2 separate regions of the Homo sapiens genome follow, and region 2 is linked to region 1. Evidence: chromatin loops called from intact Hi-C (ENCODE). Cell type or tissue: PC-3. All regions are shown on one strand. Each heading gives the region's core, and the rest is flanking DNA. Links, peaks and the distances in the headings are about the cores only.

Region 1 (10,378 bases), core at 1,197-9,196:
CTTTCAAACCTCAGGAATCTAACTCTCCAAATAACAAGGGGGAAAAAAAACAGCTTCAGGTCTTTATTTAATAGAGGTCTTTCAAAAATCCAGAGGTCCATTACATTTGCCTAAAAAAAATAGTTATCTGTAGGAGGAAATAAAAAAGAATGTGCTATTTACATTTTAGATAGGAGGAAACTGAAGAATAGAAAATACTTCTAAGATTTTTGTGATAGTAACAAAATCAAGCATAGAGCTTTGTCAAAAGAGCTCACTTTGTAAAGTGAACCATCTTTGGACAGTAAATGTGGTAACAAGTAAAATGGTGATTCAAAAAGAAATCAAAGTGCTAGTTGCGGAATTGGTTGAGCGCCCTCTGTTTCAGGCCAAGCGACTGAGGCAGTGATTTCGGCAGATCAGGGCTCTCTGCATGGCTGAGGAGGAGAGGACAGGGCCAGGAGCATGGGCCTGGAATACGGCTCTTCAGTCAGATCCTGCGCCATAACTCCCAATCTGTGTGATCTTGGCAATTTAGGGAGCTACATCTCCTCATTTGTAAAATGTGGAAACAATTATACCACTTCATGTGGTTATTATGAAACTTGGGATCTGGTATGCAATAAGTTTTCTCATTTTCATTATCAACAAAAGAGTCTAAGCACAGATCTATGAGTTCACACAGGGCCTGTCTTAGCAGTTACCTCTTTCGAAATTTGGTGGATGGGAAATGAAAAACGCGTGCTCAGAACAGCCACTAGAGGGAGCTCTCAGGTCACCCTGGCATGGTGGAGGCCGGGCGCCCCGGCAGCCCAGATACATACCCAGGCATTCCCACCTGGTACCAGCAAGCACAGGACCTTACAGGAAACCCAACACCCTAAGGCTGAGGCCCACGGATTTGCAGATCAGATCTCCTCCTTAAGCTGAGGTTTCTGTGGGAAGGCACTTTTCAAGTAGCCTGAAACTGCTGTTCTTCACTGTGTTCAGAACTCAGTTGTGGAGTGTCTCTGACAATAGACTGAGATACTTAAACAGGAAGGAGACTGTGTGTGTGTCCATCTACTCCCGATGATAGATAAATAGATAGATAGGTAGGTAGATAGGTAGATAGATAGATAGATGACAGATAGATAGATGACAGATAGATAGATAGATAGATAGATAGATAAACAGAAGATAGCAGAGTCACAGTTGCCCCTTTATAAATGTAACCACAACTGTGCATTTCTAAGTGGGGACAAAATGGAGGGAGCTGTGGGGACTGTGGACACTCTGGGAGCCTGACCCACTGTGTGTTCTTTTAGAATTGCAGGGCCTGGGGCTGGGGCAGGGAGGGCACTGCCAATCTCTAAGTGGCACAGCACCTACAGCCTGCCTGGGTTCATTTCAGGCAAAATGTGTGTGTTCTCTTTAGGGTGAGGCAAGAGCCAAGCGCCCCAGGCCAAGGATGGAGGATGTGCTTGCCCTCATCCCAAGCCCATGTCTCTGCCCCACTGCGCCAACATCACCCCCCACCGCCCTGCTCAGGCATAACCTTCATGGTCCCTCTCTTCTCCTTACCAAATCTAAAATGCTGAGAAAGAATCTGATTTCCTTGTTTACTCCTCAGGTTGATTTAGCACTTACATCTTAAAACCTAGCCGTAATTTTTGATTTACAGGCTTTGTTTTTGCTGACTCCTTTCAACTCTCACCTTCCAGCATCTTCAACTGTCACCCCAAGCCCAGAACAGTCATCATCATCAGACTGAAGTGTCTTACCCATTGCTTCTGTGAACTTCTAAGAGCAAAAGTATGGGGAGTTTCTTCACTGAAGACGCTCTCCCTGACTTCCTGTTCTCCTCACATCCTGTCACTAAGCTCCTGGCTTCATCGGGTCAGTTCTGACTTGCAGGGGTGAAGAGAGACTGGTAGAGGCAGAGGGAGGTCACATGCTGGCTCCCAGGTCAGGGTGCAAAGCAGTCTGCAGCCTCGGAGAGAGGCTGTCTGTTGTCATTTCTCTCTGTAAGGGTCCAGGCCTTGCCATGAGGGTGAAGGTCACCCCAAAAGTCCACTGCAGTTTTCCATCCTCTAATCTGAAGCCAGACCTTTGTTCTGGCCCCTTCAGCTCTGAAGCGGCTGAACCATTTCCCTGCTGGCCTCATGTCCAAGCTCTTTGACTTTTGGGTGCAAATGATGTCTGGACAGCTGCTGGCCTTAACTTGGCGGCTGGACCTCTGGGCTCTGCTCTCGGGAAGTCTGACTCACTTTGCTGGGGTTATGCCCTCCCTGTTTCTTTCCATCTCCTCTCCCCTTTTTTCCTTTTGGGCTCAGACACTGGGCGGCCCCCAGCCCCTCTTGCTCAACCTACAGACCTCTTCAACCTCTTTTTGCCTTAGAAAAATCAGTTTTGTAAAATCCATTAACGTCCTAACAAGAATTCCAAGTCACAAGCATTCCCATTAGGGTGCCCACCTCCCAGTCATTTCTCCCCTTCCCCACCTCCCTCTGTGGGGATTTGTAGTAGAAATGCGTAGAAGAAATGCTTGTGGAAGGAACTATCATCTTTCCCTGTGAAGTCCTGAAGATCTCCCCTTAATGTTTCGAAAATAGTGGAGCCTACAATTGCTCTTTGAGTTGGGGGCATTGTTGGCCATTTGCTTGTTTTTCAACTACAAGAGCCTTTTCCCTCCTTCAAAAACCAACCACACACACAAAAACCCACATGAGCCATCCTGTCTTGGATATGCATCCCTGGGGTTAGCCCAGTGCTGGTTTTTATGTGTCTGCAAAATTCCTCCATTACCCACCCTAAATTGTCACCTCATTTCTTGCCAGTCTGGATCTACACACTGAGACCAGGAGACCATAAAAAAAGAGAGAGAGAGAGAAAGGAAGAAAGAGAAAGAAAGAAACAGAGAGAGAAGAAAAGAAGGAAAGAAAGAAAGAAGAAAGAAAGAAAGAGAGAAAGAAAGAAAGAAAGAAAGAAAGAAAGAAAGAAAGAAAGAAAGAAAGAAAGAAAGGAAGGAAGGAAGGAAGGAAGGAAGGAAGGAAGGAAGGAAGGAAGGAAGGAAGAAAGGAAGGAAGAAAGAAAGAGAAAAGCACATACATACAGCAAAGAGGAATTGATTGTGTTTGCTTCTTGCCTCAGGGATAGTTTGTTGCCATTGATTTCAGGTCATCTGGAATATACAATTTTGCCAGTCCTTTAACCACAGTTTTAGTAAATAGGATAATTAATTGAGCAGATTTTAAAAACAAAGTTCTATGAGAGATCTCTCCATGGTAGCCCCCAAATCCAGTGCTCTGTCTTCTCTCAATGCTACAATGACTCTCCACTGTGCTCAAATGTATGCCATTTGTGCATCCACTTCTGGCCTCTAACAGGAGGTGAATAATTTTGCTGAGAGACTGGAGAGTTGTAGAGAATTAGAGATAATTTCTCTGCTCCTGTGCTCTGTGTACACAAACACAAGCTGGACACAGGCCCGTGGGAATAAACCCCGGGTGCAGGCAGTATTTCCTGAAACCTAAGACACTGCATGCTGGACTCACTAAACCTTAAGGATGGAGGCAGTGTGGTTAAACACCTCCAGTTTTCAGATAAATAGACAGGTCTGTGATCTTCTGGAAGCAGAGCAGAAGATGGAAGCTTGGACTCTGGCACTGAGTTGCCTGGATTGGAATCTGACCTCTTTAATTCCTGGCTGCTCTGCAACCTTAGGTATAGTGCCTAACCATTCTGTGCTCAGCTTCTCTATCTGTGAGATACAGATAATTATAGGCTGGATGCAGCGGCTCATGCCTGTAATCCCAGCACTTTGGGAGACCGAGGCCGGCAGATCACCTGAGGTCAGGAGTTTGAGACCAGCTTGCCCGACATGGTGAAACCCCACCTGTACTAAAAATACAAAAATTAACCAGGCTTAGTGGCGTGTGCCTATAAGCCCAGTTACTCGGGAGGCTGAGGCAGGAGAATCGCTTGAACCCGTGAGGCAGAGGTTGCAGTGAGCCAAGATCCTACCACTGCACTCCAACCTGCGTGACAGCGAGACTCCCTCTCAAAAAAAAAAAAAAAAAAAAAGAGAGAGAGATAATTGTAGCATTTGCCTCATAGGGTTAGTTGACCAAGCAAGTTGATACATTTACAGCACCTGGGTGAGCCCCGTGCTGAGCCTGTGGTTGCTCCTTGATAAATAGACCATGGATGAATGAATGAATAATTCAACAGGGACTGGTGTACCCACTTCGCAGATCAAGAAATGAGGCTAGAGAAGTTATGGGGTGCACCCAAGGCTACAAAACTAGTGAGAGGTGACATGAGGCCCCAAAAGCAGCTCCTGGCCCCCTGCCACCACATCACATGGTCACCCCATTGCTGATGACCCCGGTAAAGCTCAGCAAGCCAAGGTGCGGTCACCTCGGTCCTGTCCTGCCTCCGACACTCAGCGAATGACCTGTCCTCAAACCTGGCAAACAGTAGGCTCTATGTGCAAAGCACCAGCTTTAACCCAGCACCTCCTCCCACTCCAGTGGGGCAATTCACTGTCGAATCTTCTCGGCGACGCAGGTAGGAAACCCCCGGCATCTGCTCATTAGGGCTCCTTCTCATTTTTTAAACGGAATTGTCATACTGGCTACCTCTGTGCTCGCACAGACTACCACAGCGCTGCCACCAAGTGTGAGGAGCCCAAGATCTTTGTTCTCTCTTTGTTCTGAAGGTGACTATTTCTTCAGGGCACGCCTTCCATCCCTCTCCTCTGCCCACCCCTACTTGCTATTCTGATGGAGTTCTCTGTCTCAGATGAGAAGAGGGGACTCCGACTGTGCGGTCCCCGCTTCCCTTCTCTCCCTTTGTCCTCCTCCCTCCATCAGACATCACGATACTCTTCTTTGCCTGCTTTCCTCTGCCTGTTCTTCTTATTTTATGCCCTCTGTGCTCTTAAGGGGGAAGAAAGGGGGGCTTCCAGTGATAAGCCCTCAGCTCCCTGTTCCCAAATGCATCCTAATCAAAATGGGACAGTTGTGACACCACATCCTAGGACTATTAAAATGTCCTCTTTGTTGTTTCACCCCACAGCGGACAGATTAAGGACACAGGCATCTGTTGGGAAGCATAATTGTCACTGCTCAGTTCCATTATCCCAAGGAGCAGCCTCCTCTGACGTTATCGCAAGTGACCTTGAGCTGCCCAAGAAAAATGCTGTGTCTGTTCTAACGTTCTTGGCGACCAGAATTCCCCCAGAGGAGCAATTGCGTCAAGGATGAATAAGATCAAGAGCAGCAAAAATCACATCATTCATCCGGTACAGAGGGAGGATTTCAGGCTGGATTTTATGTGGTTAGGTTGCAAGTTTTTTTGTTTTTTGAAGATGTTTTATTGCTTGGGAAGGTGAAGTGTAGCCTTAAAGTATTCTCATTCTGTGATGACACCCTGGCCCCAGGGGAGAGCTCTGGCAAATGCTCAGGGGACCCTCCCTCCTAGCCTTTGTTTTTTTAGTGATGACTGTGGATGTGGAGAATGCAGGAGGCACAATCTTCTTGGCAATGTGTTTCTGCTGTCGTCACACTGTGCACTTTAAGTACAGATTTCTATTTCACTTTTCCTCTGCACCCGCCCATCTCACTCTTGCATCTGGTGCCCCCCGCCCCTCCCCCGTGTTGCTGGCTTCTTTTCCACCCCTGTGTGTTCTTTGAGCCACTTGAATTTCACTCTGTCCTTTGACCTTTGCCGCGCCATGAGCTTGCCTTTCTCACCTCCCTGAGTTACCCTCAGCCTAAAGGCCAGACCGATGATACTGTGGCCTGAGGAAGCTCACAGATGGCACCCCCGAGGAACAATGGGATAAATGCTGCACGTGGCAGAAATCACCGCCAGATGGCACTCTACTAAATTCCCTGCACATCTCGGCTCTGATGAGAAATTACCAACTGTTTATTATATAAAAAAAAAAAAAACAGATCACTGAAAAGCATCATGAGAAGTAACTCAGCCCAGTGACCTCCAAATGTTTTTCATTTCTGATCCATATCAGTAAAACTTTTTGACCATGCACATCCACATGTACTTATTTGTAAATATAGATGTACTACTCTCAGTCTGTATTAAATATTAGCAAAACATAAAATATGTTTACATAAAAATCAAAGTTCCATATATATAGATATTCTAATACTTTCTTCCTGTACTACAAAGAATAGTTTTATACACATCCAAGGGTATATAAAATTGATCTACCTCATATTTCTCTTCTTCAAAAGGACCTTTATTTTTCAATAAAACAAGTTTTGTTTTGTTTTGTTTTTCATTTTTTTGAGATGGAGTCTTGCTCTGTTGCCCAGGCTGGAGTACACTGGTGCGATCTTGGCTCACTGCAACCTCTGCCTCCTGGGTTCAAGCAATTCTCCTGCCTCAGCCTCCCAAGTAGCTGGTACTATAGGTGTGCACCACCACACCCAGCTAATTTTTTGTATTTTTAGCAGAGACAGGGTTTTGCCATATTGGCCAGGCTGGTCTCAAACTCCTGGTCTCAAGTGATCTGCCCACCTTGGCCTCTCAAAGTGCTGGGATTACAGGCGTGGGCCACCATGCCTGGCCCAAAACAAGTATGTTTTTTAGCATGTACTGTGTACTCAGCACTGTAGAAGGGACAAAAAATGACTCAAATTGATTAAAATATTCTCAATCTACCAAGTTCACATACTATAGCTGTTGAGGCAAGACGTTATAACAGATGTCAAAGATTCAGAGTATAAAACAATATGCATTGTTCTCACTTCTAAGTGGGAGCTGAACCAATGTGAACACATAGACACAGGGAGGGTAACAACACACACTGGGGCCTATCAGAGGGGCGGGGGGCGGGGGGAGAGCATCAGAAAAAATAGCTAATGCACGCGGGGCTTAAGACCTAGGTGATGGGTTGATAGGTGCAGCAATACACCATGGCACACATTTACTTACGTAACAAACCTGCACATCCTGCACATGTACCCTGGAACTTAAAAAAAAATCTTAAAAAAATGAAAAAAATAAAAAGTAAGAGACAGGGAAAAAAATGTGTGTATCAGCCAGGAACTTAGTTGTGAACAATATAATCCACTCTTATTATTTTAAGGAAAAAGGAATTTATTAGGTGGCTTATAGAATTTCTTGCAGGACCAGTAAGCTAGGGTTAGATAATGTGCTGTAGCCGGAAGAAATAATCAACCACCCAAGGGATATTCTGGTGGAAATCACTGATGCAGTTGCCCATCACTCTGCACCAGTGACACCAGGGACCAGAGAGTGCAAACTCTGCTAAAGATACCGAGGGGAGGCATGCTTTGGCTACCCCACTTGCAAAGAAAGTTGAGCTCCCTGAACAGATGCAGCCACATGCTACCATGAAGGAAGAAGAGACCAATGCAAAGCCGGGGCTTCCTCCTTCACTGTAGCATGTGGCTACATCTGCTCAGCAGAACCTAGGCTGTATCCAGAAGCAGGCATCAGGGGAATCTCTCTAACTCTCCTATCTCTGCTGTGGAAAAAGGAAAAAGAGACTGGAAGGGATGTTGAAGGAGTCTGTGCATAGAATCTGTTACAATAGTTTCCATTTGAGGAGAAAGGCCGATGCATACTTTAAGCTCTCACATGGAAAATTCTGGGAGGCTAGTTCAGGACCTGTCATAGCTACATGGCTGGGCTCTTGGATTTCAGCCTGAGTCAGCTATGGGTTCCTGCTACAACAGGTAAGCTCTGAAGTGCTTCCTACCTGAGGCAATTTTTTGTTTCCCCATTGCATATCTGACTTTCACCCACTGCTGCATTTTAACTTCCAAATTCTCCTTGGTCTCTGTTCCTATTTATCTGCCTGAATTTTAAGCTCAGTTTTATATTCACCCCCATTTCTTCCTGATCCCTACCTCTTCCCTGCAAACAGATAGTTGCTTCGCTGCTTCATCTAACATTTGGCTTTTATCCAGTCCCTTGTCTTGCTCACTATCTTCCCTAGACATTGGCTGAATCTCCTGCTTATCTTCATCTCAATACACATGGCTCTGCCTCAGCTACAGACCAAAAGAAATGGGGCTCTGGGAATGGGGTTATATGGAAAATTGGAAAAATGAATGCTCAATGAGGACAATTGAAGGCAGGGGTGCTCTTTGGCTGACTGGAGAGCAGCTCATATTGGGAGCATGAAAGGGCCTATGTAAGCAAAAGAAAAAAGAAAGGTCTTTATAAGGAAGGTAAGGTAAACACTACAATATACCAAAAGCCAAGATCTCCTGACATCTTAGATAGACTTAGATGTTATGACACAGAGTGTTAAAAGTAAATTAGACAGCTCAAAGTTGATTTCTTTTCCATAAAAATCCAAGCTGATATTGTAGCTCTTCTCCTCAAAATTGTCAAGAGTCCAGGCTTCAATGCATTCTTCCAACTCACAATGTCCACCATCTTGTCCAACAAGAATAAGGAATTGGAAAGGAGAGGGTACACACTTCCCTTTGGAGGCACAACCCAGATATTGCACAGTACACCTCTTCTGTATCCAGTGAGCCAGAAAGCAGTCATCGGGCCCCACTAAGCTGCAAGGGTAGCTGCGAAATAGGGCTTCTGCTAGCTATGTAGCCAGCTAGAACTTCTGTTCATATGTAAAAAGGAAAGAATGAAGATCGGAGGATAACTAGCCCTCTCTGCCACACTTAGTGTGGTGTGACTAGGCCACTGGAGAAGTTCTCGAGGAAAGAGTGCTACTGTCTCACAGAATGAGGCTGAACAGGAGGGTCTTCTCCGGAGGAAGTCTGAAGCAAGAGAGCCAATGCCTTCCTAGAAAACATCATAGTTACTGACATGCACAGTCCTTTCATATGGGATTAAAGGCATATGAGCGAATGCAAGGTGACATTGCACCACCAGTCTCCATTCACCCAACATCTGCCCCAATTCACAGCCTGGAGTGAGAGCCTATGGAGCACTTCAGAGCTCTGCATCTGGTCACACAGGTCCAGGTTCAAATCTCAGCTCTCCAGTCAACCACCTGTGTGCACTTGAGGAATTTGCCCTTCCTCCCTATGCTTCCTGCAATAGTTTGAATATTCCACCTCTCCAATCTCATGTTGAAATTTCATCCCCAATGTTGGAGGTGGGGCCTAATGGAGGGTGTTTGGGTCACGGGGCAGATCCCTCATAAATACATTAATGCCCTCCCTTTAGGATGGGGGGTTCTCACTCTGTTAGTTCCCAAGACAGCTGGTTGTTAAAAAGAGCCTGGCACCACCTTCCTCTCTCTCTCTTGCTCCCTCTCTTGCCATGTGATTTCTGTACTTGCCAGCTCTGCTTCACCTTCCACCAAGAGGGGGAGCTTCCAGAGGCCCTCATCAGAAGTGGATGTTGGTGCCATGCTTTTTGTACATCCTGCAGAACCATAAGCCAAATAAACCTCTTTTCTTTATAAATTACTCAGTATGAGGTATTCCTTTTCAGCAACACAAACAGACTAAGACACTTCCATTTCCTTGTCTATAAAAGAGACAGTAATAGTGCCTACCTCATAAAGGTTGTTCTGAGGATTAAATGAGCTAATGCACATGTATGTTGGAAGGTAGTTAAAAATAAAAATTTGGGTAGTTCACTGCATGCCCTCATCAATAAACATTGATAAAACATAAAACCGTCTAACAATGGAACTCTCCAATTGTTTAAAATCCATCTGAGGAATTCCAAGTTCCACCAATGACAGTGGAAACACTTGCTATGATGGTTACAATCAGCGTCATCAGAAGCATTATCAATAAATCTACGTTTTAACACCCAAGCTGCTCTTAATATCCTGGCTTACACTGCCACCCAACCCAAAGCATCTGAATAAAACCCTGAAAAAATTAGCACCTATATCACTTTATACCCTTCCCACATATACCAGCAGCTTGCTGCATTTGTTAGGAATCTACAAAAATAATTCTCAGAGGTAGAGGAGGAGGATAGAGCTCCCCTTAAAGGAACTTCTCAGAATCATCTGGGGTGCTTTTCAACTGCATACTATATACATTGCCCCAGAGATTATAATCCACATTTACCCACTCACTAATGACATGATAGAGATAGCTCCTACCAGCTCACAAGAGCAGATTGTACACATCTTTTTCTAACTTTGTATGCAGTGACATCCCATTGGTAGCTTGAAATCAGATATAGTGTGGTTATTTATAACATAGAAACTGGCAATAACTATAAATCAGGGCTTCCTCACTCCTCCTCTGTGAAGAGCTACTTTTTTTTTTTTTTTTTTTTTTTTTGAGACGGAGTCTTGCTCTGTTGCCCAGGCTGGAGTGCAGTGGCGCGATCTCAGCTCACTGCTGCAAGCTCTGCCTCCCGGGTTCATGCCATTCTCCTGCCTCAGCCTCCTGAGTAGCTGGGACTACGGGCGCCTGCC
Region 2 (10,378 bases), core at 1,188-9,187, 54 kb after region 1:
CATAATGTTTTCATCTCTAAAGTTTGATTTTTAGTCTTTTTATATCTTCCATGTTTCTGCTTACCATGTTCAGTCTTTCCTCTGGCTTCTTGAACATGCGAAGTACAATTACAGTTCTTCTAATGTCTTTGCCGATTCTATCATCTTTGTCATTTCTGGGTTAGTTTCAAATGACTGATTTTTCTCTTCATTATGGGTCATATTTTTGTGGACAGTTTTTGGATCCTTTTGTATTTCTATAAATACTTTTGAACTTTGTTCTAGAACACACTTAAAATTACTTGCAAATAGTTTGACCCTTTATCTTAATTTTGTGCTTTGTTAGATGGTATTTCTATAAATATTCTTGAACTTTATTTTGAAACTCAGTTACTTATAAACAGTTTGATTCTTTTGGGTCTTATTTTGAGTTTCATTATGTGGTATCAGAGTAGTATTTAGTCTAAGTTCTATGTTACTGCATGACTGAAGCAAAAATTCTTCCAAGTATGCTACTCAATGCCCATTTCCTATAGAAACAGGAATGATTCTGAGCCCTGGATTCTATACCCCGTAATCATTCCAGCTGATTCTTTCCCCAGTCATGGGTAGTTTCCTCACATGCATATGCTGACTCATGCTCAGCTGAAGACCCTGTACAGATCCCCAGTGTTCTCTCTGCACAGCTGTCTCCTTTCCCATATCTTTCCTTGCAAACTCTACTCACTTTGCCCTCCCCAGACTCCACTTAGGGAGATGGCAGGGTTCCATCTGGGTTTTCCCTTTCTGTACCACAGTCTTGATACTCACTCCAGACAGTAAGCTGTGGCGAACATAAGATTCATCTTGTTTCTTGTTTCTCTTGGATCACTATTCTTCATTGCCTGATGTCTTGAAAAATCTTTTTATTTTTCAATATTGTGTCTGTTTTTTTTTCCACTGGTTTACTGGAGAGTAAATCTGGTCCCTGTTTCTTCATTTTGGCCAGAAGCAGAAATCTATTCATAGTATTTTTTCAAAAAGCTTCTCTGGTGGTTTTTATTCACACCCTCAATATACAACTGCTGCTATAAATTTTCTGTAAGATATTAGTAAGTGACCCAGAGCAAAGTTTATTCTATAAGAATGCCAGTTTGATGAGACCCGCTGATATTATTGTATCTTTGAGCCAGTTTGAGGACAAAATTGCCAGGTCTACGGCTGTCTTCTTCCCTGTGAGCTTCTTCTCATAGACTCACAACAAATAGGATAAAAGACAAAAAGAGTAATGTTACTAGTAATAAAACATTTCCACAAAGAATAAACATTTTCAAATCTGATCAGATAATCCAGGAATTTCTTAAAAGTTTCTTATTTCTAGGAAGAAAAATAAACAATTTAAGAGCTTTATGGAAAGGACACCGGGACTCAAATCCAATGAGAGACTTACCTTAACACTGCAGTGGGGGAGGCTTCCAAATGGCAAACTTCAGAAGAACACACTGTTTAGGGCTAAGGTTCTTAAACTGCAGGAGCAGAAATTATTGAGTGAATCCTACTGAGGCCCCAGAACTGTTGATTGCTGACTTTCAAAGAAGACCATCAGAATAAACTATTGATCAAACAAAGCTAAGTTTATTAACCTGCAGTAAGAGAGTGCAACACCTTGAAAAAGTCCTTATAATTCTCAAAAGGGAGAGGTCACAGGTAGATATTTATAAACATTAAGGGTCTGAGCTCAAGTGGTTTAAAGTCAGGCCTTTCAAGGAAGAAATCTGGTGGAAATTCGGCAAAGTTCATGATATTATAGTTTAGAATTGGTGGACATTGTGATAAGAGGGTCTTGAAGTCCTGAAAAATAGATCTTTGATAAACAAGTTATTAGACTTGGAGAGGAATCTGTTGTCCTGAAAAGGGGTTTATTTTTTCAAATGAGCAATCTATCATCTGAATAAATTGGTTTTCAGAAATTTTCTGAAGTAAACATTGATGTTATTTATTGTACACCGTCTTATCTTCCTGGACAAGAATTTTCTTGAACAAATAGTAAAGTCATAGTGACACAGATGGTTTGTTTTCCATACTGATAGTTAAGCTATGAGGATGCAGGTGGTCTCAGTTAGAGATAAGAATGGACCTATTGAAGAGGAAAGCCTACAGAACTGGGTATGATTAGACTTCATAGGGTCTGGTTATGATCTGACCAACAAACTAGCTGGAAGATTTGAACAAATGACATCACCTTTCTGAGCCTCACTGGACTTAACAGCTGGACTGACACTACCTGGGACACCACCACACAGAGCCCAGAGTGAACAGAGTGCAGCTCTTCACCCAGAGCTATGCCCCTCTACCCTTTGTATAATTCCTGGTTCATGGGACGGTAACAGATTTGAGGTCTGTCATACCTGGGCATCAGAATGAAAAGTTGCCTCCTGGTAGGTGAGTTGCCTCTATTGAATGTTGCTGCAGTCTGAATGTTTGTGTCTACCCAAAATTCATATTTTGAAATCCTAAACCCTAAGGTGATGGGGCTTTTTGATAGGTGATTAGGTCATGAGGGTTGAGTCCTCATGATCGGGATTAGTGTCCTTATAAATCAGGCACAGAAAGTGACCTTGCTGCTTTCACTGTGTAGGGATGGGACCACACCAGACAGTGAATCTGCTGGCAGCATGATCTCGGACTTCTCAGCCTCCAGAACTGTGAGAAATAAATGTTCGTTGTTTATAAACCACCCAGTTTATGGTATTTTTGTTAAAGCAGCCTAAATGAACTAAGACAAATGTTTATATAACTTGGGTTTTCCAAGGCCTCACCACATTGTAAGTAGAAATAGGGTTACGTTAACAGTAACAACTAAACTTTAGTGGTTCTTGCCACTAGCAAGGCAAGCAAGACCCTACTACCTGGGGAGAAGGGAGTCTCGCAAGGGCTCCTTGCATATGTGCACATACACAAGTCAAGGCCACTGCTGCTTCTGCTACCCCTTCTCAGTGCTATTGCTCCTATCCAGCGTCTGCTGGGAACCCCTCTCCCAGAAGGTCTAAGAGGAACTGCCTGGTGTCCCAGGTATCTCCTGAGAAAGGGACCACTGTTGTGCTGGCTCCCTCAGGGAGCTAGAGCTGCCCAGAGGTCTCTGGGGACAGGGAAATTGGCTCTCCCCATTTTGTGTTATAATCAGTTGAATGATCCCTATGGTATCCTTGAATTCCTTTGTGTTATAGAGTTTAGTAAAACAACACTTTCAATTGATCCTCCCAGTTAGAGGTATATTGAATACACATTTTGGCCATATATGGAAAGGCGTAGTTTGGCATAAGCTGAGGCTAAAGATAAATATCAGCATCATAGAGTACACTTATGGAATGTGAATACATCTGAAATTTTATTTTAAAATTGATGATTATACTATACAATTCCATTTATATAAACTTCTCAAAAGATGAAACAATTGGGATGGAGAACTAGTAGCTGTTCCTAGTGTCATGGAGTAGGGTATTATGAGGAAGCTTTTTAGGTGGTGAAACTGATCCAGATGGTGATCCTACTGGTGGTTACATGAACAATGTTTGTGTTAAAATTTACAGAACTGTAACTGTCTAATGGGTTCTTCTTGCCTGCTGCTCAGATAAAGCTGATTTATCAAGATAGGGCAATTGCAGTAGAGAAAGAGTTTAATACAAATAGAGCCAGCTAAACAGGAGACCAGAGTTTTATTATTACCCAAATCAGCCTCCCTGAAAATTTGGAGGCTAGAGTTTTTCAAGAGTAATTTGGTGGGCAAAGGAATGGGTGCTGCTGATTGGTTGGGGATGCAATCATATGGGTGTGGAAAATGGTCCTCGTGTGCCCTGAGTCAGCTTCCAGTAAGGGTCCACAGAGGAGTCACTGGTTCAGGACACTGGGTCATCAGAAATGCAAAAGCCTGACAAGACATCTCAAAAGGTCAACTTTAGGTTCTACAATAGTAATTTTAGGTTCTACAATAGTAACGTTATTTACAGGAGTAATTGAGGAAGTTGAAAATCTTGTGACCTCTGGAATAATGGCTGGTAATCACTTAACTATGCCTATATCTTAGCAGAATTCAGGCCCTCCTATCTTCGTAAACTGGTGGCCTTTCATTAGTTTTACAAAGGCAGTTTAGTTTTGGAAAGAGCTATTATCATTTAAACTATAACCTAAATTTCTCCCAAAGTTAGCTTAGGCCATGCCCAGGAATGAAGGGCAGTTTGGAGGTTAAAGGCAATGTGGAGTTGGTTAGGTCAAATTTCTTTCACTGTCAAAGTTTTCTCAGTGTTGCAATTTTTGCAAAGGTGGTTTCAGAACTGTACATCAAAAGGAAAAAAAATCAATTTTACTGTATGATAATTTTAACAATAATATAAATTAATGATTAGTGCAGGTTTTTTTTTTAAGTTGTATAAAATTTTTATAGTTTGACATGATAGTGACTCAGAATTTTCAGCTGCCAGATTCCTTTTGTGGTCACCATCGCATGTTTCTGATACAGATTGAATATCCCTTGTCCTAAATGCTTGGAACTGGAAGTGTTTTGGATTTCATTTTTTTGAAATATTTTGGGATATACACAATGAGATATCTCACTGATGAGAACTGTCTAAACACAGAATTCTTTTCTATTTCATATACACCTTTTACACTGACAACTGAAATGAGTAATTGAAGCATAAGTTTCAAAGCATCAAGCTTTGTTGAGCCAGCTTGAAGGCATACCTGGGAAAATAGAGAGTCACAGAAGCATGTGTGACTGTTTTTTCCAAAGAGGTTCTTAGGAGGTTTAGTATTTATATATTTTCCTTAAAAGGCAGGGGAGGTGGTGGGGCAGCAGTGAGACAAATGATTACATACTTGTAAAACTTTAGTTAGTGCCTGGTAAATCTACATCTTACATAAAATAAGGTGAACATAATGAATCTCATCTGGACTGTTACGTATCTGGGAAGATAAGCTAGTAGTCTTTTGGAAAGGCTGGTTTCTGTTTAGCTGTTAAGGAAGAAAACCTAACGACTGTTAGCGAGGGTGGGGATATAATGAGGCATATGCCAAATCTCCCATCCCATCATAGCCATGAATTCAGCTTCCAAGGTTTTGCTGGGGTTCCCTTGGCCAAGAGAGAATCCGCTGGGTCAGTCGGAGGGACTTAGAGTTTTATTTTTATTTCCTAACAAATAGCCTGAAGATAATTTTATACATATTTTAAAATAGTTTTGTTCATGAAGCAAAGTTTTGATTGGTACCCATCACATGAGATCAGGTGTAAAATTTTCTACTTGTGGCATCATGTTGGCATTGAAAAAGTTTCAGATTTTGGAGCATTTCAGATTTCAGATTTTCAGATTAGGGATGTTCAACCTGTACTAAGGAGTTACTGGCTTTCGAATGGCATGTTTAATAATTTCACCTTCTGGGGAATAACACAGCCAAATACAAATCAGGAAAATGTCTTTCAGTAATTTGTTTTCTAGAAGAAACTTTGCATGCATTTACATAGCTTAGATAAATGAGAAACTCCGAAGCTTCAACTATTGAAAATATTTGCTAGCTTGTAAAAATCAATTTAATATTAGAATAGTCTCTATAAATTCAAAATAAGAAATTGTCTTCTGTGTTCTGAAGTTTGATTTGTGAATAAAATGCATGTCAGAACTCAGCTAAAATACATTCATTTTTTTCTATCAAATTTTACTTATCTTTTTGGTGTATATGATTTCAGATACATTTCTCTCCATGAAATTTTGAAATGTCAGATGGCATTCTGCTTTTAATTCAGCCTCATATAATGCAAAAAATAAGACTTATGACTTACTGGAATTAAATAATTAAAAATATCATTCTTTAAGCTTACTTTTTGAGTATTGTGAATGCAATTATACCAAAACAATTCTACAAAGATTCTAATTATGAAGTAATCTAATATCATCATAGTAATTAAATCTATATAAGCTTTTGTTGACTCAATACAATTATATTATTTTCTACATTAGTTATCTAGCTAATCCTCTTAATATTCCTACTGCCAATCAAGCTCCCAAATTTAATTACTTAAACATTTTATTAATAGCTTTTTTTTTTAACATAAATTAACAGCTCTCATAAACATTATTTGTTGGAATATCTTATTTTGGGGATAAGCCGTATACATTTCTTCCTCAGCTGACTGGTAGAATTTCAACATATAAAGCACCTAAGAAGATTTCACTCCAAGTTAGAATGCTTACATATGTTTGAAAGGCAATGTAGAGATATTAACAATATCTTTAATGGCATGCCTTCTTTAAGTAGCTGTTGTTGTTACACTGATTAGATATGTAATCATATGATCACAGGGATGCCAGAAAGAATGATGAAGTGGGCTCTCTGAAGGCTGAAGCAGAAAGACTGATTATTGCCAAATGCTGAACCAAAACCAAGTCTGTGCAGTCCTACTTACAAGCTTTTCTATCAACAACATGGGCACCTACTTCCTGTTGACAAAGTCTGAAAAAGAAAAAACAAAACAAAATACACCCACACAGTCATGAATCAATTGAGCTGGGTAGAGCCGTGTCTAAAAAACAGAAGATACCATGCTGTATTGAGAAGTACTTCTCCTTCTGACTCTGGCTTAATTACTGAATCCTGCCAGGTTCTCTTTTTCTTTTTCTCTTTTCTTTCTTTCTTTTTTTTTTTTTTTTTTTTTAGACTGAGTTTTGCTCTTGTTGCCCAGGCTGGACTGCAATGGCGCGATCTTGGCTCACAGCAACCTCCGCCTCAGCCTCCCGAGTAGATGGGATTACAGGCGCCTGCCACTATGCCTGGCTAATTTTTGTATTTTTTTTTTTTTTTTTTTTTTTTTTTTAAGAGACAGAGTTTTACCATGTTGGCCAAGCTGGTCCTGAACTCCTGACCTCAGGTAATCCACTGGCCTCGGCCTCCCAAAGTGCTGGGATTACAGGTATGAGCCTCCGCACCCAGCCATGGTTCCGTCTTTTTCTAAGTCCTCATGACTTGATTGTGCACAGGCCCACCGTTCCAACCTTCCATGCTATCATATATTCCTGAGTGTATCTAAGTTCCTGTTAGCCTTCTGCTACATGTATATACATATACATATTATTTTTTAGTACCTGCTAAATAACAGGCACTATGTATGCTAAAAAAGAGAGTGTATATCTATCTATATTCATATGTGTGTATATATTTCTAATAAATTTCTAATATAATTTTATGAGGGACTTCCACTTAAACATGGGGATTGAATGTACATATTTTTCTATTTCTCCACAAAAACGACAGCAAAAGAATTTTTTAAAATGGCATAAGCTTGCAAGGACAAAGGCAATGGAAAAGAAGCTGACACACAACATTTCAGAAACTGGAAGCAGCCAGGTAGGTCATAATTGACTTGGGAACAGAGTGAGCAGAAACCTAAGGCAAGTAAGGGAAATGCATCAGTAAGCTAATTTACTCCATAGAATTCCAGGAAGACTTGGAAAATTGAGGATCCAGGGACTTATGGAAGTGGGGACACTGGTGGGTTTCAAAAACAGGAGGGTCAGTTGAAAATTTATAAATAAAGCAGTTAAAATATTTTCACCCACCTCATGTCATTGGATGACTACCTTTCACTCACGCCGGTTCTAAACATACACCCTCTGGAGAGGCTGATTCCAAAGGGATTCAGGACTCAGATGTGGCAACCATTGCTGAGAAAAAGGCTACAATATTAGAACCAGACTACCATATTAGAACCAAGTACATATTCTGCATTGAGAAACCCCAGCTCCTTCTCATACTCAGCTGGTAGAATTATGGCACCAAAGAGATTGGAGTAAGATCACCAGGAAAACCAACAATCCAAGAAAAAAAATCTAAAAACGGCAACAGGTTTTTGGATGTCCTTCAGTGAAATGTCCAAGCAAGAATATCCCCATGAAGCTTTCCAGTCAACAAACCTTGTACACACACAGGATTTTCACTTGGCTTTCTAATGTCTAACTCTTCAATACGAACTGACTGCCAAGGATTATCAGACAATGTGAGGAAAACCTCTCGCATAAAAGACCAAAAAACAGAAAAGAAACTAAGATGACACAAGAACTGTGAGGTGAGCAACAGAAAGTCTAAAGCAAATTCTAATAAATACCAGAAGGTAACACATCCATGAAATGGATGGAAATGAGCCATGTAAGAATTTGACTTGTAAACAATGTAACTATATTACTCCTACAAATTTATTTCTTTAATTTAAAAAACGAATTAGTAAATAAAACAGCCATGTGTAATGACTCTTACAAGAAAGAAAATTGGAGCTCAGATTAAAGAATATGCCCAGAGTGACACATTTGAAGCTGGGTGTGTCTCATTGCAGGTCCAGACATTTCCAGATTTCTCCTGGAGTCCAAGGGGCATGTCAGTGGACCCCGGATGTTTCAAGCAGTATCTTGGATTGCTCTTGGGAAAAATCTCTCTACATTCTTCACCCTTAGGTTACTGTCACCCTTCATTACTACTACAAATCTTCCTCAAGACAAGTTTCAGGCTGGGGATATACATTGAAGAACTTCAACTCTTTCTTAAGTTCTTAAGTGAGAGAGCAATCTCATCAGCATATTTTTTGAAAGCCACTGCTCAGATCAAAAGCAGGCCTGGGAATGATTCAGGAAGAAACACTTGGCTCTTGTACCATGAGACCTGAACCTGGAATTTCTCTTGAGGTCTTCCTTGATGGACGGAACGCTTTTATTCTTCTTATTCAAGAAAACGAGTTCACATAGGTCATGGTACTAGTAACCTTAGCATAACAAGAAGGAAGGATGGAATTATAAAATGCTCTTGGGTATGTTTTTTCTTCTCCTTCATCCTGAATAACCCTAGGGCTATGTGGGGAGAGAGGAGACTACATTCTCAACAGTGAGACCTAGTTCCTGTCAAGGTAAGTTTGTGTTTTGAAACTAGCTGCTTGTTAGCATATGCGTAAATTATAGAAAAAAGGAAAATGTTCACAGGAGTCAAACTTGTTCTCCTCTTCCTCTTCTTCGTAAGTTCTAGAGCTGACAAACACTGGGGTATACTGCAATAAACCATGTTCCAATTCCTATAAAAAATACTAATTATTGTCAGAATTATTTCATGAATCCTGAACACATTTGATGCTCATTGACTTCAAGAAAAGGGACGAGACTGGCTGCTACAAGAAGGCATCTACAAAACATTTGAGAATGCCAGGAGTGCAAAGAATGAATTGCTAGGATTTTCTGTGTTCACCCCTATTCAACTAGCCTTAAACATGGGAATAAAAATGTTTTAAGTACACGTACATGAACATGTATATATGTGTATGCATATCAGAGGCTTGGTCAAAACTCAGCCAACATAGGCTAGAAACTGCTTTGCCACTCTTGGAAGCCACAGATTTGCTGTTTTAACTTCTCTGCACTTATATTTCTAACTTGTAAAATAAAAATAGATCACCTAAGAGAGAAGGCTGGAATTCAACACGGAAGTGACACCTAGCATGAAAAACAAGAGGAAAGTGAAGTAGCCTGCTCAGCTGGGATTAGCAGGGAGTCTGGAGGGGCTCCCTAATGTGAGGAAAGAGTAGGTGAGTAGCCCCCAGTGGCCCACCTTCCTACCATGGACTCCTGCAATCCTAGCCACTGGAGAGTCCTTTGACCCACACAAGCCCTGAGAAAAAAGGAAAAACGTTCACAGGAGTCAAACTTGTTCTCCTCTTCCTCTTCTTCGTAAGTTCTAGAGCTGACAAACACTGCGGTATACTGCAATAAACCATGTTCCAATTCCTATAAAAAATACTAATTATTGTCAGAATTATTTCATGAATCCTGAACACATTTGATGCTCATTGACTTCAAGAAAAGGGACGAGACTGGCTGCTACAAGAAGGCATCTACAAAACATTTGAGAATGCCAGGAGCGCAAAGAATGAATTGCTAGGACATAGGGCACTGGCTGGAGACCCCATGATGGCATTGCTTCATATGGGGAGCTCACACTGGGTCACCCCACCCACCCTCCCTCTTACCCCACTCTTAAGGCACTCCAGCAAGGTACCATTTTGAAAGCCCAGCAGACTGCATCCTACCCTGGGACCCCACAGACCTTGCAACTCCAGATTCCTTGAGCCCCATTGACCTCCCCCTAACGCAGACCCTGCTGCTGCTGGCTGCTGCCTCCATATCCAATGTGGGGGCCACTGGAAGCTACCCACCATCCCCATCAGCAGGGTACCGTACATTTAGAAGCACCCTGAGAACAGGCTACCCCACCAGCAACTACCACCTGGGGCCAAAGTGTGTGCTCCCAGTGGCCCTCCTAAGGCTTCTGCCAATGAAAGCAACCCCAGCAACATGGCTAGGGTGTAGCTGCTGGTCCTCCCATCCAAGCATTCCAC

Evidence for each region. Hi-C counts contacts between places; a loop is a spot of excess contacts. Peaks named below come from ENCODE experiments on the same cell type or tissue, not always from the same donor. Only the 100,000 strongest peaks of a DNase experiment are listed, where the experiment ranks them.
Region 2: a loop joins it to region 1, with 8 times the contacts of the local background. A loop is called at or near these places in 3 of 110 quality-filtered maps.

The regions. Positions count from the first base shown.
Region 1 is chr5:58,886,080-58,896,457 of GRCh38, forward strand. No RefSeq gene overlaps it. Among named protein-coding and RNA genes, the nearest start is that of PDE4D-AS1, 150 kb to the right of the region's middle. RefSeq lists an enhancer at 4,590-5,789. In PC-3, for the core only: a CTCF peak has its summit at 5,800 (motif pointing right); DNase peaks (open chromatin) are centred at 5,372 and 5,802; H3K4me3 peaks cover 767 bases; H3K27ac peaks cover 1,810 bases.
Region 2 is chr5:58,939,966-58,950,343 of GRCh38, forward strand. No RefSeq gene overlaps it. Among named protein-coding and RNA genes, the nearest start is that of PDE4D-AS1, 95 kb to the right of the region's middle. In PC-3, for the core only: no CTCF peak of the experiment used is centred there; no DNase peak of the experiment used is centred there; H3K27ac peaks cover 485 bases.